Regions from separate parts of the Homo sapiens genome. Here region 1 is linked to region 2. Evidence: chromatin loops called from intact Hi-C (ENCODE). Cell type or tissue: Caco-2. All regions are shown on one strand.

Evidence for each region. Peaks named below come from ENCODE experiments on the same cell type or tissue, not always from the same donor. Only the 100,000 strongest peaks of a DNase experiment are listed, where the experiment ranks them.
Region 1: a loop joins it to region 2, with 1.9 times the contacts of the local background. A loop is called at or near these places in 1 of 110 quality-filtered maps.

What each region holds. Positions count from the first base shown.
Region 1 is chr11:104,722,317-104,727,316 of GRCh38, reverse strand. No RefSeq gene overlaps it. Among named protein-coding and RNA genes, the nearest start is that of LINC02552, 120 kb to the right of the region's middle. In Caco-2, no CTCF peak of the experiment used is centred here; no DNase peak of the experiment used is centred here.
Region 2 is chr11:104,954,837-104,959,836 of GRCh38, reverse strand. CASP4 (caspase 4) reads left to right here. Exons shown (of 9, transcript NM_001225.4): 2 at 4,836-5,000. Among named protein-coding and RNA genes, the nearest start is that of CASP4, 11 kb to the left of the region's middle. In Caco-2, no CTCF peak of the experiment used is centred here; a DNase peak (open chromatin) is centred at 3,105.

The DNA of each region.
Region 1 (5,000 bases), 230 kb after region 2:
CACACACATGCTACTGCATTTATATACAACACATATTTAACTTCCTTGACAGCTATAGCTGATGGAGTTGGCAGTCGACTAAAATCCTGAAGTCTTTTTCACACAAATTGCTGTCAAGATCTTTTCTAATATTGATTGTTATGCAGCACATTAGCTATTTCTCTCAGCTTTTTGTTATCTAAAAATTTTATAAGCATATATTTTTGTCTTTATCCAAGTCAGTGATACAAATCTTAGAGAGGACAAGGCTTAAGACAGAATCCTGTGTGATGACTCTTGGGAAATCATCATTCAATCATTTGAATCTACTCTCATCCAACTCTGTCAATACTTGATTTTTCTGACATCTGGCCTACATTTGTCCAACTGGTAAACAAATAAATCATGAAAGATTTTAACACACTGCTAAAATCCAAATAAGCTTTATCTGTGACTTTCCTATGCTTGGCCAATCTAATTAGATATCACCTGATTAAAACAGCCAATGTAGTTAGGTTGTCTTCCTATATTGATTCTTCATCTATGCTAATTCCTAGTCATGATATCTTATCTTTTCAGTCTTGCAACCCAACACTACTTGTTTAGTTTTACAAATAATTCTTGAGCACCTACTATGTATTATGTGTTACATTTATTATGTGCTATGTATTATGTTCCCCAGTTATAAGAGATCTACTCTGTAACTCCAGCTCTCAATAAGCTTACCATATGCTCTAAAGTACATTATAGAGTATTTCTAGAATCTGATATCAAGCTTACATATTTGTAGTTCCTGACGTTGTTTCTTTGAAAAATTGGGATCATGTTTGATGATCTGTGATGATCACAGCTATTCTGGCACTTATTTTCTATAATAGCTCAAAAATTATTAAGGGTGATATGGACGATATACTAGTTACTTCAGTACCTTAGCATGTATTTCAACTGGAACTGAAGCCTTAAGTTCATCTATAATGATTCTTACTATTTATTCTGTGTCAAAGGTTCCCAAGACAATTCTCAGGCTTGAAGATTTGCTAGAAGGACTCAGATACTCAGAAAAACTGCTATATTCATAGTTATAGATTATTATATAACTTTGCAGATGCAGATTGAAATCAGCAAAGGAATAAGTCACGTGGTCTAAAGTTCAGGAGGAAGCAGGCACACGCTTTCATGCATTCTCTCCCAATGGAGTCACACAGAGACACAGTTAATTCTTCCAGCAATGATATGTGATAACACATTAAAAATGGTGCCAGCCAAGGATGCTCACCCAAGTCTTTGTGTCCAGGGTGTTTACTGGGGGAAAATCATGTAGACGTACACTGCCTGTGTGACAGACTTTGGCTACTGAGATTCTACCACTCCCAAAGCATAAACAAGCATTAACCATAAATTGCATTGTTAGGGTAAACTTATCTGATCAAACAAATACAGCATGGCCCAAGGCCTCAAGAATATAAACATACTCTTATCAGGCCAAATAGTCTAAGCTATCAGAGGTTATCTTCTAGAAGCCTGCTTCAGACCCGTCCTGAAGACAGATCTTTATTTGGAAAATCTGAGGATTTGAGCAATCCAGGCCTGCTGAATTAGCTTTCCCTGCACAGTTCCCCCTATGTTTTAAATTCTATATTAATCATGTGTTTTTCTAGTGTTTTATACCTTGAAATATATTCTCTTTTCTTGATTATATGAAAGCAAAATCAACATAGAGTACTATATTCTCCAAGATTCTTTAAGATTATACATTTCCACTGTTTCCTCTTGAAATACATTAAAGAGATTCCTTTTAGTTTAAAAATCAGATTTTGTTGTTATAATGAAATGTAATCCTTAGTGTGGGCTATAAGTAATTGTTCCTTGATTTTTTCTTGTAATGTGTATCAGTCTTTTTACTGTTTTCACACATATCTTCTTTTTCCTGTGCGTTTCCTTCCTCCATTAGTGACCATATGTCTGGAGAGTCATAAACTGGAGATTTTAGATAAATTGTAAAAAGTAAAGAAAGGCTTTCCACCACTGGCAAAGAAAAAAATTATAATAGCTGAGAGCTAGTTGGCTCAAATCCCTGAAAATTGCCTTACCAAAAAAATCAGAATGCTAAATTTTTAAATAAATTATATTGAATTAACTATCACTCTATTAGTTACCTACAGCTGCACAGTAAATTACTTAAAAACATAGCATTTTAAAACAGTAAACACTTATTATCTTACTTTTCCTGAGTTTCAGAAATGTAGGCACAGTGTCCTCTGGCACAGGATCTTTCACAAAGCAGCAAACAAGGTGTCACTGAAACCTGTAGTCATTTCAAGCAATGATATGTGACAACACATTAAAAATGGTGTCAGCCAAGGATGCTCACCTAAGCCTTTGTGTCCAGAGTGTTTATTGGGGGACAATCATGTAGACATACACTGCCTGTGTGACAGACTTCAGCTACTCAGATTCTTTTCTACTAGAGAAGAAAATAAAGACTATATATGACAGACTCATTGCTAACATTTTACTCAATGGTGAAAAGTTTGAAGCTTTCATCTTAGATAGGCAAGGACACCCACTCTCAACAGGAAAAAGAAGGTGTTTGTGAAAACTGTAAAAAGACCGATACATATTACAATAAATAATCAAGAAAAAATTACTTATAGCCCATGCTAAAGATTGTGTTTTATTATAACAACAAAATCTAAATTTTAAACTAAAAGGAAATTCTTTGATGTATTTCAAGAGGAAATAGTGGGAAAGAATTCACTTCAAACTCATTTAAGTCATTAGTTGTATTCAGTTTATTGTACGCTGTTGACTGGAGGTTTCCCTCAGTTCTTTGCCACCTGGGTTTCTCCATAGGGCTTCTTGCAATATGTCAATTGTCAAGACACAGTCTTGTTGATAAAAACCTTTAAGAAATTAGTTATAGAAGAAATGTTCATCAACAAAATAAAGACTGTATATGACAGACTCATTGCTAACATCATACTCAATGGTGAAAAGTTTAAAGCTTTCATCTTAGATAGGCAAGGACACCCCCTCTCAACACTTCTGTTCAACATAGAACTGGAAGTCCTAGCTAGAGCATTCAGGCAGGGCAAAAAAATAAAAGGCATCCAATTTGGAAAGAAAAATGTTAAATTGTCCCCATTTGCAGATGACATAATTTTATATATGGAAACATCCTAAAAACTCCACCAAAAAAAACCCTATTAGAACTAATAAAGAAATTCATTCAGTAAAGTTGCAGGATACAAGATTAACATACAAAATTTAGTAACTTTTTATTCATTCACAATGAACTATCAGAAAAAGAGATTAAGAAAACAATGTTATTTACAGTAGCTACTGCTATGGTAGGAGATTTTTCCCAACCAAACTTCATTTTCAAATGTTATCCCTAATGTGGTGGCGTTTGGAGGTAGTGCCTAGGAGATGCTTGGGTTATGGGGGTGAATCCCTCAAGAATGGCTTGGTGTCATTCTCATGGTAGTGAGTGAGAGAGTGAATTTGTTCTTGAGGGAATAGATTAGTTCCCATGAGAGTGGATTGTTATAAGGCCAGGGTACCCCCTTGGAGTTTTCCTCTTTACATGTGTCCACTTCCCCATTGACCTTCTCTATCATGTTATAACACAGCATGAAAAGGCTTCGTCAAAAGCTAAGCAGACGCTGGTGTCATGCTTCTTGTACTTCTCAGCCTGCAGAACCATGAGCTAAATAAACGTATTTTCTTTGTAAATGACCCAGCCTCAGGTATTCTTTTATAGCAACACTAAAAGATCTATGACAGCCACACATGCACACACACAGACACATACACAAATATTTAGGAATAAATTTAACAAAGGAGGTGAAAGATCAATACACTGAGAACTGTAACACATTGATGAAAGAAAATGAAGAAGACACAAACAAATGGAAAGGTATCCCATGTTCATGGATTGGAAGAATTTATATTGCTAAAATGTCCATAATACCCAAAGTGATTTATAGAGTCAATGAAATTTCTACCAAAATTTCAGTATTTTTCACAGAAGTATAAAATCCTAAAATTTGTATAAAACCAAAAAAGACCCCAAATAGCAAAAGCAATCTCAAGCTAAAAGAACAAAGTCAGACATATCACACTACCTGATTTCAAAACATACTACAAAGGTATAATAACCAAAATATCATAGTACTGACATAAACACAGATACAAAGCTAAATGGAGAAGAATAGAGAGCCCAGCAATAAACTCAATATAATTATGGTCAATTGATTTTTGACAAAGATGCCAAGAAGACACAATGGGAAAAGGACAGTCTCTTCAACAAGTGATTCTGGGACAACCAGATATCCACATGCAGAAGAATGTAATTAGACCCTTCCTCACACCATATACAAAAATCAGTGCAAAATTAATTAGACATAAATGTAAGACCTGAAACTGTAGAACTGCTAGAATAAAACATAAGAAAAAACATCCATGACACTGACCTAGGCAATAATTATTTTGGATATAGCCCCAAAAGCACAGGCAACAAAAGCAAAACTAGACAAATAAGATTACATCAAACTAAAAAGTTTCTGCACATCAAAGGAAACAATTCTAATATTTTTGGAATCCACAAAGAGACAACCCACAGAATAAAAGAATATATTTGTACACTATACATCTGATAAGTCATTAATAATATCTAAAATATATAAGAAACACAAATAGCAATAAAACAAGTAACCTGATTTAAAAAATGGGCAAACGTCCTGAATAGACATTTCTCAAAAGGAAACATACAAACTTCCAACAGGTATATGAAAAAATGCTTAATGTCACTAATCGTTAGGGAAATATAAATTAAAATTACAATGAGATATCATGTTATACCTGTTAAAATGGCTAATATCAAATTGATGAAAGAAAAGTTTGGTAAATTATCTTAGGTAAATTAGTGCAGCCAGTTTGAAAAACAGTATAGAGGTTCCACAAAAGGTTAAAAATAGAACTACAATATGATTCGGTAATCCCACTAATAGGCATATAAC
Region 2 (5,000 bases):
AATGTTTAGCAAATAAAATCGATGCAATGTGAATTAAGAAGGGAAATAAGACATAGAGAAGGCCAAAGAGGTTGAATATCACCAGGTATTGCTGCTCTTTTGTACTTGGAGTATAGGTATTATTTACTAGTATATGGAAAAGAGAATGAAGGATGGAAATGAAAAAATGAACAGTTCATCTTTGTAAGTTGAGTTAAATGAGGTTGTGAGATGTAGTTGAGATATCTCATTGTCTATTGAATGTATAGGTTTCAATACCGACATCCACATCTGGGCTGAATCCATAAATTTGAGAATGATTTATTTATTCTTTTAAGCATATAATGGATGCCATCAGAATGTGTAGATTATACCTCAGGCCATACTTTTAATTTACTTATTTATTTATTTGACAAATAAACATTGTACATATTTTCTATGTACAACCTTCTGCTTTTATGAGTTTAACCTGTTTAGAGTCTATGTATAAGTGAGATAATGTGATATTTTGTGTTTTGGTGCCTGGCCTGGCTTATTTTACTTAATATAATGTTCTTCATGTTCATCAATATTGTCAGAAACGATAGGATTTACTTCCATTTAAAAGCTGAATAGTGTTGCATTTTGTATATAATCCACATTTTCTTCATCTATTAATCTGTCCACAGACATTTAGGTTGATTTTATATCTTGGCTATTGTGAATAATGCTGCAATGGAAATAGAAGTTCAGATATCTCCTCGAGACACTGATTTTCCAATTTTTGATATATACTTAATAGTGGGATTGCTTGATCATATCTTTAGCTCTATTTTTAACTTTCAGAGGTGTCTCCATATAGGTTTCCATAAAGACCATGCTAATTTACTCTTTTTTTTTTTTTTTTTTTTTTTTTTTGAGACAGAGTCTCACTCTGTTGCCTAGGCTGGAGGGCAGTCATGGAATCTAGGCTCACTGCAACCTCCGCCTCTAGGGTTCCAGCAATTCTACTGCCTCTGCCTCATGAGTAGCTAAGATTACAGGCGCCCACCACCACGCTCGGCTAATTTTTGTATTTTTACTAGAAGCAGGGTTTTACCATGTTGTCCAGCCTGGTCTAGAACTACTGACCTCAGGTGATCTGCCCGCCTTAACCTCACAAAGTGCTGGGATTACAGTCGTGAGCCACTGCGCAGGGCCTAATTTACGTTTTACCAACAGTGTACAAGAGTTTCTTTTTTTCTACATCCTCTCCACCATTTGTTATCTTTTGTCTTTTTGGTAATAGCCATTCCAACAGGTGCAAAGTGATATTTCATTGTGACTTCAATTTCCCTGGTGGCTAGAGAGGTTGATCATTTTTCATATACATATTCTCTGTATGTCTTCTTTTGAAAAGTGTTTATTCTGGTCCTTTGCTTATTTCTAAATCAGTTTATTTTCTTTCTATTGAATTGTTTGTGTTCTTTGTATTTTGCATATTAATTCTTTATCAGATGTATGGTTTGCAAATCTTCTCTACCATACTGTTGATTATCTCTTTAATCTTTTGATTGTTTCTTTGACTGTGTAAAAGCTTTTTAGTTTGATGTAATTTCATTTGCATATTTTAGCTTTTGTTTCCTGTCCTTTTCTGTCATATCCAAAAATCACTGTCTAGACCAATGTTATGAAGCTGTTCCCCTCTGTTTTCTTCTAGTAGTTTCACAGTTTTGGTTCTTACATTTACATATTTAACTCATTTTGAGTTTATTTTTGTATATGTTTAGAGATTTTTATTCTTCTGCATGTGGTTTTACAATTTTCCCAATATCATTTATTGAAGAATTTGTTCTTTCCCAGTTGTGTGTTCATGAAACCTTTGTTGAAAAGTCAAATTAATGTAAATAATTGGGTTTATTTCTGGGTTTTCTGTCCTGTTCATTTGCTCTCTGTTTCTATTTTTATGCAACTATTGTGCTATTTTGATGACTGTAGTACTTTGTAGTCTATTTTGAACTCAGATAGTGCGATGCCTGCAGCTTTGTTCCCTTTACTCAAAATTGCTTTGCCTATTCAGGGTTTGTTTTTTTGTGTGTGATTCCATATAAATTTTAGGATTTGTTTCTATTTTTGTAAAAGCTGCCATTAGAATTTTGATAGGAATTGCATTGTATCTTTAGATTTCTTTGGGTATTAGGGACATTTTAATAATAGTAATTTTCCAGTCCATCAACTCAAAATACATTTCTACTTATTTTTGTCTTCTTCAGTTTTCCCTATCAATATTTTATAGTTTTGAGATTTGTTATTATTGCTGTTATTTTTGAGACAGGATCTCATTCTGTAGCCAAGACTGGAGTATAGTGTCACAATTATAGCTCACTATAATCTCAAATTCCTGGGCTTAAGCAATCCTCCTACCTCAGACTTCCAAGAAGCAAGGACTATAGACACATGCTACTATGGCCAGCCAACTTTTTAAATTTCTTGTAGAGACATAGTCTCACCATGTTGATCGGGTTGAAGTTTTATACTTTTACGTGTACTTGTTTTTTACCTACTCGGTTAAATTGATTTCTAAGTATTTTTGCAGCAATTTTAAATGGAAATTTATTTATTTTTTAAAGATGGTTTATTGTTATACAGAAACACTACAGATTTTTGTATGTTGATTTTTTTTATCCTGCAATTTTCTTGAATCTGTTTATTTGTTCTAAAAGATTTTTGGTGGATCCTTTAGGGTTTTCCGTATATAAGACCATTTCATCTTTAAACAGGCACAATTAAACTTCTTCCTTTCCAATTTTGATGCCTTTTATTTCTTTTTGTTGGCGAATTGCTCTGGTCAGAACTACGTTGAATGGAAGTGGTAAATGTGAATATCTTTGTCTTCTTCCTGATCTTAGAGAAAGGGTTTTCAACTTTTCACCATTGAGTATGATGTTAGCTGTGTGTTTGTCATATGTGACTTTTTTTGTTAAAAACTCTTCAATTTTATTGCTTATTATATTTCTTCACATATCATTTATTCAGTCAACACTATATTAGTTTACTGAGCACACAAATAAATAAAACAGAAGCCCAGAACTCAGGTAGTTTGGATATCCCACACACTAATCTGTGTACTGTTTGCAAATCACACTGTGTTGCAACATCTGTACCTGATGTTGCAAGACTAACATTTTTGCTACCTCTTCTCAGAAGCCTTTGTGATCTCACCTGTTGGAATGCACTAATGTTTTCTGAGCCCCTTAAATATCTTGTCTACATTCTTTTAAGAAGCTCTTCACCAACTGTCAGGTAATGTAGTTTGATGAATTAAGAATGGGGGCTCTGGATTCTGAACCCCTAGATTTCAATTCTTGTTCCCAGTTACTATATACTCGGTGTTCTTTTACATTATTTGAGTCAATTACTTATTATCTTCCATTTTCCATATAAGAGAGGTTAATATATGTTTTATATGGAATTTTTGTGAAATTTCAGTAATGCACTTGGCATGATGAGGGCTCAATGAATATTAACTATTTTAACTGAACCATATCATGATTAACTATATAGACTATGGTGAAAAAAACAAGATTTGAATCCTAATTCATGTGATGTGACATAAGTTATTATTTAAATGGTGAATATAAAATAGGGAATATAATAACTACCCCACTGGCTTATTGTGAGGGTCCAGTATATTAACATTTGTAAAACCTTTGGTACAGTGATATGTAAATGATAATGATGATTATAATAATGATTTAAATTGTTTTATATGCATTCATTTTTTATTTATAATAAGTACATGGGAGATATTACCCTTTACTAAGTTAATTTATATTATGTAACTTTTTTCCTGGTTTGTAATGTCTAATGTTTTTCTCATAATAGCTGCCCAATAAGCACGTATGAAAATATTAATTCAAGATAACCCAGACAATGAGGCTGGTGCTTCTGTGCCAAAGCTTTTGTGCAATGTCCTGACATGATTTCTTTAGATGTCATTTTCTGTCAGCACTATCCTTACATCTACATGGATTGTATAATTATCTTTGTAGCATTGATTGAGAATTGATAAGATATCCAGCATTTCTGTGTACAATCTGCCGAAATCATATCTGTTGTATTGAAACAAAGGATGTATTACTTTGGTATCTATATTTCCTTATAAATATTCAAATTACTCTAAGGAGTAATACATTAACATGGTGTCAAATTAAACTAATCCACCACACTGGAAGATTAGGAATCAGGTTACTTTCAATTTTAAATTTTCATTGAGAACAAGATTTGAAAGAATTATAAATATGGATGCACTCATCCATTTATTCTTTAATTTATGTATTTAGCAAGCATATTAAGTACTTTTAAACATTTTGAATACAAAGATGTGGGTATAGGATGTAAGTTAAAAAAATGCAAATTCAAAGATATAGTTCTTTCACCAAGAAAACTAAATACAGAAAAGAGTAAAAATCATATAGGAAGTAAAAATCTAGTAGGAAGAATTTATATTCTAGACAAGAGCATTGACTTTCCCGGGAATATATATTTTAGGCAGATCATTATCACTATGGGCCGTGAACCAGTAAAAGAGAAAAATGAATACAGTGGATGACCAGGAAGTTTGCATTAGGTCCAATGCCACAGAAGGAAGTTGAGAAGCTAAAAGAAAAGAAAAGAAAAAAGAACAAAAAAGAAAATAAAAAGTATTTAGTGGCAATAAATTGTTAAACAACCTGGTAGGAATATGATGAATGACAGAACTCTATAGGTACAAGAAGACAGATGGTGAAGTAGGACATACTTTCAGAAGTATTTCACATTATAGAACTATATCTAAAGTGAGGGTGAAACTCTTTAAGCTGTGCCCATAGTTAAAGGAATCTTTCTATTTCTAACAGAAGGCAACCACAGAAAAAAGCCACTTAAGGTGTTGGAATCCCTGGGCAAAGATTTCCTCACTGGTGTTTTGGATAACTTGGTGGAACAAAATGTACTGAACTGGAAGGAAGAGGAAAAAAAGAAATATTACGATGCTAAAACTGAAGACAAAGTTCGGGTCATGG